2 separate regions of the Homo sapiens genome follow, and region 2 is linked to region 1. Evidence: chromatin loops called from intact Hi-C (ENCODE). Cell type or tissue: A673. All regions are shown on one strand. Each heading gives the region's core, and the rest is flanking DNA. Links, peaks and the distances in the headings are about the cores only.

Region 1 (2,927 bases), core at 228-2,727:
TCTTGGGAAAAGCCTGGTGTTTTAAAAAGTTGTTTGACATTAATATTTAGACGTAAGTCTTAGAAAATAGTCTCAGGCCAGGCACGGTGGCTCATGTCTGTAATCCCAGCACTCTGGGAGGCTGAGAAGGGCAGATCACCTGAGCTCAGGAGTTCAAGACGAGCCTGGCCAACATGGTGAAATGCCGTCTCTACTAAAAATACAAAAATTAGCCAGGTGTGGTGGTGCACACCTATAATCCCAGCTAGAGGCTGAGGCAGGAGAATTCCTTGAACCTGGGAGGTGAAGGTTACAGTGAGCCGAGATCAGGCCGCCACGCACTCCAGCCTGGGCAACAGAGTAAGACTCTATCTCAAAAAAAAAAAAAAAAAGAAAAGAAAATAGCTTCAGATTTCAAACTATTTTTTAAAATATTCTTTGTCATTTAAGTCATGTGTTTTAGAAGATATCTCAACATTTTATGTATGTCCCTATATCTGCTCTTACCCATTCTTCAGTTTCTAAGACATTAAGAAAGGACTTGCTACAGCCTGGAAGCAAAATAAACAGAAGTAAAGGTGCAAAGAAAAATAAGACAATGGACTCAGCCTTTCTTTACATTTCCTTATGTCATCTTTAGACACCTATTTACCAACTGAAGTAATTTGATTTAACTTGCTAGTAGTTTTAAGTTTGTTCTTAAAACCTATGATGACATGATAAAACTTAAAGGATGACAATTCTTCTAAAGTAGATACCTACTGACTGGTATATGTATTTACAGTAGTTAGATTTATCATTCATATGATACAAGTTCTGCTGCAGTTGAATATTTGATACCAGTTTTTCTAGTCCATATTGGGCTGACTGATATAAACAACTTTCTGTGTCTTTGATTGTGAGAGAAGCTACAGAAACTTCTAAGCTTTCTGCTTCAGTTTTTATCTGTCTGCCAACAGGGTGCTTACCTGTTCATTTGCCAAATGGCTAGACTGATGTTTGTTTTTGGAGGGAATCGCCTCCATATTTGACATATCTGTAGGCTTGGTGTGCCTAGTCTGAGGCACAGGGCCACATCTCTTAAGATTGCTTACCTGTGTCATGGCCAAGGGACTGGTGTTCTTTTGTCTAAACAAGTGGACTTTTCCCTAGAAAGATTTTAAACTCTCTGGCAGAAACAGTAATTTGGCATCACTTTTATTTTGCTTCCTTGGCTTTGGGGAGTAATATAAAATCCCTCCCGGCACCCTGATCCCGCTTTTTTTCCGAGACACAGTCTCGCTCTGTCGCCCAGGATGGAGTGCAGTGGCACGATCTCGGCTCACTGCAACTTCCGCCTTCCGGGTTCAAGCTATTCTCCTGCCTCAGCCTCTTGACTAGCTCGGATTACAGGCAAGCACCACCACACCGGCTAATTTTTTGTATTTTTAGGAGAGACAGGGTTTTGCCAGGTTGTCCCGGCTTGTCTTGAGCTCCTGGCCTCTGCCCACCTCGGCCTCCGAAAGTGCAAGGATTACAGACGTGACCCACCGCACCGGACCTCAAAAACCCTTTAGATTTTTAAGCTTCCAGCTTCTTAGACGCTTCTAGTGTTTGCTCTCTGGCAGGCAAGTCCTATCTGGTTCATGAATCCTATTGACATGACAGCACGAGTCATATTTTTACGTTTTAATATTTGACAATCTCGAGGTATTTTAAGATGAATAAATGCACAGATTTTCACAAGGCGGGGAAGCGACCGCACAAGCTTGCCAATACCACATGTGGTGATGTACTTAAGAAACCTGCTGTTCTTGAAACATGTTTGACAAGAGTGCTGAGCCCTGTGGCATATATTCAACTCTGATTTTTAAGGTCCAGAATTACCATTTTATTTGATCTACAGCCCAGCTGTTTTCTTTTTCTTTTGTTCTTGGCACCTGAATAGGCTTGTCTTCTAAAAATTATGAAAAAAAATATATTGCCCTGGATTCCACTGTGTTCTGGCAGATCATCAGCATTCTAAGCAGGTCAATGTACATCTCCCTTTAAATCAGGCCTGCTACTGTATATTTCCAGATTGAAAAATAATAATCATAAAATCAGTAGGTGGGTTATACCCCAACATTAAGCGGTTAATTCTAACAGGCTGTGAAGTCCATGCTGGAACCTGTGAGGGCATTTTAACCTTTGCACCTTTGAATTCCTGTTTCTGATAAAAGAGGGCTGCTGACCAAAGATCAAATACCCAGCAGCAATCCCCACAACCTCCACACATGAAGATTTAGAAGCTGAAAGGGAAGATGGGACCTAAACTCTGTTTATGCAAAATGATTCAAAAGACAGACAAGTTCCCTTTTTTATCCTCCTCTTCTGCCCACCCCAATCATCTCTTCCACAGATGTTTGCCTTTCCAGCAATAGCACTGTCCTCTCCCTTTGTTTTAATTGAAATGTCTCACACTCCTGAGAAGCTGCAGCGGGAGATGGGACCAGCCAGTGTGATTGACATCATCGGCCCCTTTCCTTTCCCTGGGTCAGCAGTGTGCAGAAGAGCAAGGGCAATGGGGCCCTGGAGATGGTCTTGGGTTAAGCTATCATTCATGCATTGCCAGTCAGTCATTCAACACATATTTAGTGAGCACCTACTACTGTAGCATTGTTCTAGATGCTGGAGTACAGTGGTACGGAGTGAATAAGAAAAACAAAATGTTCCTTCTCTAATGGAGCTCACATTCTAGTGGAGAGAAAAACAAATTACAGAACAAGGTAAGTTCATATAGTGAGAAACACTGTGATGAGGTAACATGGAATCTGTAAGGGATACCTGTCTGGTTTTGAAACCCAAAATATAGGTTTAGGCTCTGCCACACTGGCTGCCTGGCTGTAGCTTGGCTTTGTTCCTGTGGTTCCCTGATGTGGAACACTCTTCCCCCAGATTTCCAGTGTGACTCATTCTTAGACAGGGCT
Region 2 (2,927 bases), core at 227-2,726, 260 kb after region 1:
TAAGTCCTCACTTAACATTATTGATAGGTTCTTGGAATCTGACTTTAACTGAAACAACGTATAACAGAACATTTTTTTCTCATCAGTTGTATAACAAAGCAGTGTTAAAGGAAACGACAGTATTCAAGGACCTTGCTGTTTGTGTTTTGCTTCAAGTTGCTGTTTCCAAGACCTATCGATGGTATTAAGTGAGGACTTACTGAAGTTTGCAGTTTGAGTCCATACGAGCCCATTAGAATCATACAACATGAAAACCAAATGGTCCTTTGAAAGATTGCGACAAAATCTGGTTGCTATAACTTGCTATTTACAATGTGTATTTTCAACTAAAAATTATTAGATATGCAAATAAAGTGGAAATATGACTCATTTTCAGGTAAAGAAAATCATTCAATAGAAATTAACCCCAAGTATAGCCAGATATTGGATTTAGCAAGCAAGGACTTTAAAATAGCCCTAAATATAATCAGAAGAATTTAAGGAGTCCTATGTTCAAAGGATTAAAGAAAAATACAGTCACCCCTCTGTTTCCATGTTTCTGCATTTGCAGATTCAACCAACCGTGGATCAAAAATAGTTGGGAAAAAACATAATAAAATTTACAGTACAGCAATAAAAAATAATGCCAATAAAAAACAATAAAGTCTTGTTCAGTGAATAGATAGGAGATCAAAACAGAGAAACAGATACTGTAAAGAAGAAGCAAAAGAGAATTTTAGGGTTGAGATCAGTAACTGGAATGAAATTTTTATATTATATTTTATTTTATTTTATTTTGTGGTGGAGTCTTGCTCCGTCGCCCAGGCTGGAGTGCAGTGGTGCGATCTCGGCTCACCACAACCTCCGCCTCCTGAGTAGCTGGGATTACAGACATGCACCAACATGTCTGGCTAATTTTTGTATTTTTAGTAGAGACAGGGTCTCACCATGTTGGCCAGGCTGGTCTTGAACTCCCTCCCGACCTCAGGTGATCTGCCTACCTTGGCCTCCCAAAGTACTTTGATTACAGGCGTGAGCCACTGTGCTCGGCCAAGCAAAACAGTTGTTTGGAGATGGCAAAAGAATCAGTTAAAGATAGATTAATAAAAGTCATCTATTTGAAAGAGAAAGAATGGAGAAAAATAAGCAGAGTTTGAGAGACCTTTGGGGTAATACAATGTTTGAACATGCATCTAAATGGAGTCTCAGATGGGGAATAAATAATGGCTGAAAACCCCCACAACTTTGGTGGAAAGTATCAATTTACATATCCAGGAAGCTCAGCAAACTTCAAGCAGGATAAACACACACAAAAAAACAGATGTTAGCACATAAGTGGTCAAATTGCTCAATACCAGAGAATTTCTTGAAAGTAGCCAGAAATATCTTACCAGAAACAATGGCGACCTCTAGCCATGGATATGGTATATTCAGCTGAAAGGCAAAAAGCTATCAAATAAGAATTCTGTGTTCAGCTAGAAGTGAAGGTAAAATAAATACATGTTCAGATAAACCAAAACTGGGAAATTTTCACCAGCCAGCCACCATTGCAAGCATTTCTAAAGGAATCAATTTCAAGGGAAATGGCACCAGATGGCAAGTACCATCTACAGGAGGAAATCAACATCAAAACTAGTAAATACATAATTTACTCTAATTTTTATAAACTATATTTTTCCTTATTTTAAAAACAAGTACCTGTGACTTGAAGCAAAAATTATGATGCTGTATTGTTGGGTTTATAATGGAGTTTGGGAATTTACATATTGTACAATTTTTAATATGTAATGACATACAAATTAACGTGTTAATAGTCTTCTAACTTATGAACATGGTATATCTCATTAAGGTTATTGTTTAATTTTAGTAATGTATAATAGGTTTCTAAAAAACTTAAAAATGTGGTAAAATATGTACAAAATAAAATTTGCCATTTTAGCTGTACAATTTGGTGGCACAGTTGCATTCACAGTGTTGTTCGTTCATTACTACTTTTTCCAGAACTTTTCTATCATTCCAAACAGAAACTCTGTACCTACTAAGCAGTAATTTCCCATTTCCCTTCCCCGAGTCTCTGGCAGTGTCTAATCTACTTTCTGTCTTTATGAATTTGGCTATTCTGTATTTCATATATAGTAGTCCCCCTTATCCACAGTTTTGCTTTCCACAATTTTGGTTATCTGTGGTCATCCATGGTCTGAAAATAGGTGATTATAGCACAATAAGATGTTTTGAGAGACCACATTCATATAACTTTATTACAGTATAATTGTTCTTTTTTATTATTGTTGTTGTTAATCTTTTACTTTGCCCAATTTACAGATTAAACTAATAAGTATATATGTATAGGAAAAGACATAGTATATATAGAGTTTGGTTCTATCTGTGGTTTCAAGCATCCACTGGGGGGTCTGGAACATATGCTCTGTGGATAAGTGGGGGACTAGTGTACTTCCTGCCCTACCCCTTGGTTTGGAGTCGCTGCTGTATGAATATAAGGGCAGTCTGCCTGTGATGTGACTCTCCATTGATCACCTGGGTGTATGAATTAATTGCTGTCTATAAAGAGTCTTGGAATGACTATTGAGTTTGCTCTGTGTATGTATACATACAACAGTATGGCTACTGTTGTAGCTGATTTGGCTATGATACTGTAGTATCTTATTTGCTCCAAAGAGATGGAGTAGTGATGAAATCTGGTTTACTAGGTGGAAGCTAGTGTAAAAATGGGTACTCTGTTTTATTGAATTAGCTTGATTGGAAAAAGTGAAGTGCTGATGGTTTTGAAAATATGATGATAATGATGTCATCCTTCTGGTTTAAATATTTTGTAGCACTTGTGGTAGATTGAATGCTGGTGTCGGTAGTAAAGTCATGCTGCAGTTATAGTCTGAACCAGCTGTACTGTTTTGGGTAGTAACTTAGACAGTAGAGAACACCACTTTTCT

What was found. A loop is a pair of places that touch in the nucleus more often than their neighbours do. Peaks named below come from ENCODE experiments on the same cell type or tissue, not always from the same donor. Only the 100,000 strongest peaks of a DNase experiment are listed, where the experiment ranks them.
Region 2: a loop joins it to region 1, with 2.5 times the contacts of the local background. A loop is called at or near these places in 27 of 110 quality-filtered maps.

The regions. Positions count from the first base shown.
Region 1 is chr4:152,718,769-152,721,695 of GRCh38, reverse strand. No RefSeq gene overlaps it. Among named protein-coding and RNA genes, the nearest start is that of TMEM154, 40 kb to the right of the region's middle. In A673, for the core only: no CTCF peak of the experiment used is centred there; a DNase peak (open chromatin) is centred at 1,735; H3K4me3 peaks cover 830 bases.
Region 2 is chr4:152,459,103-152,462,029 of GRCh38, reverse strand. The region is part of intron 2 of FBXW7 (F-box and WD repeat domain containing 7); the gene reads left to right. Among named protein-coding and RNA genes, the nearest start is that of MIR3140, 29 kb to the left of the region's middle. In A673, for the core only: a CTCF peak has its summit at 1,398; a DNase peak (open chromatin) is centred at 1,329.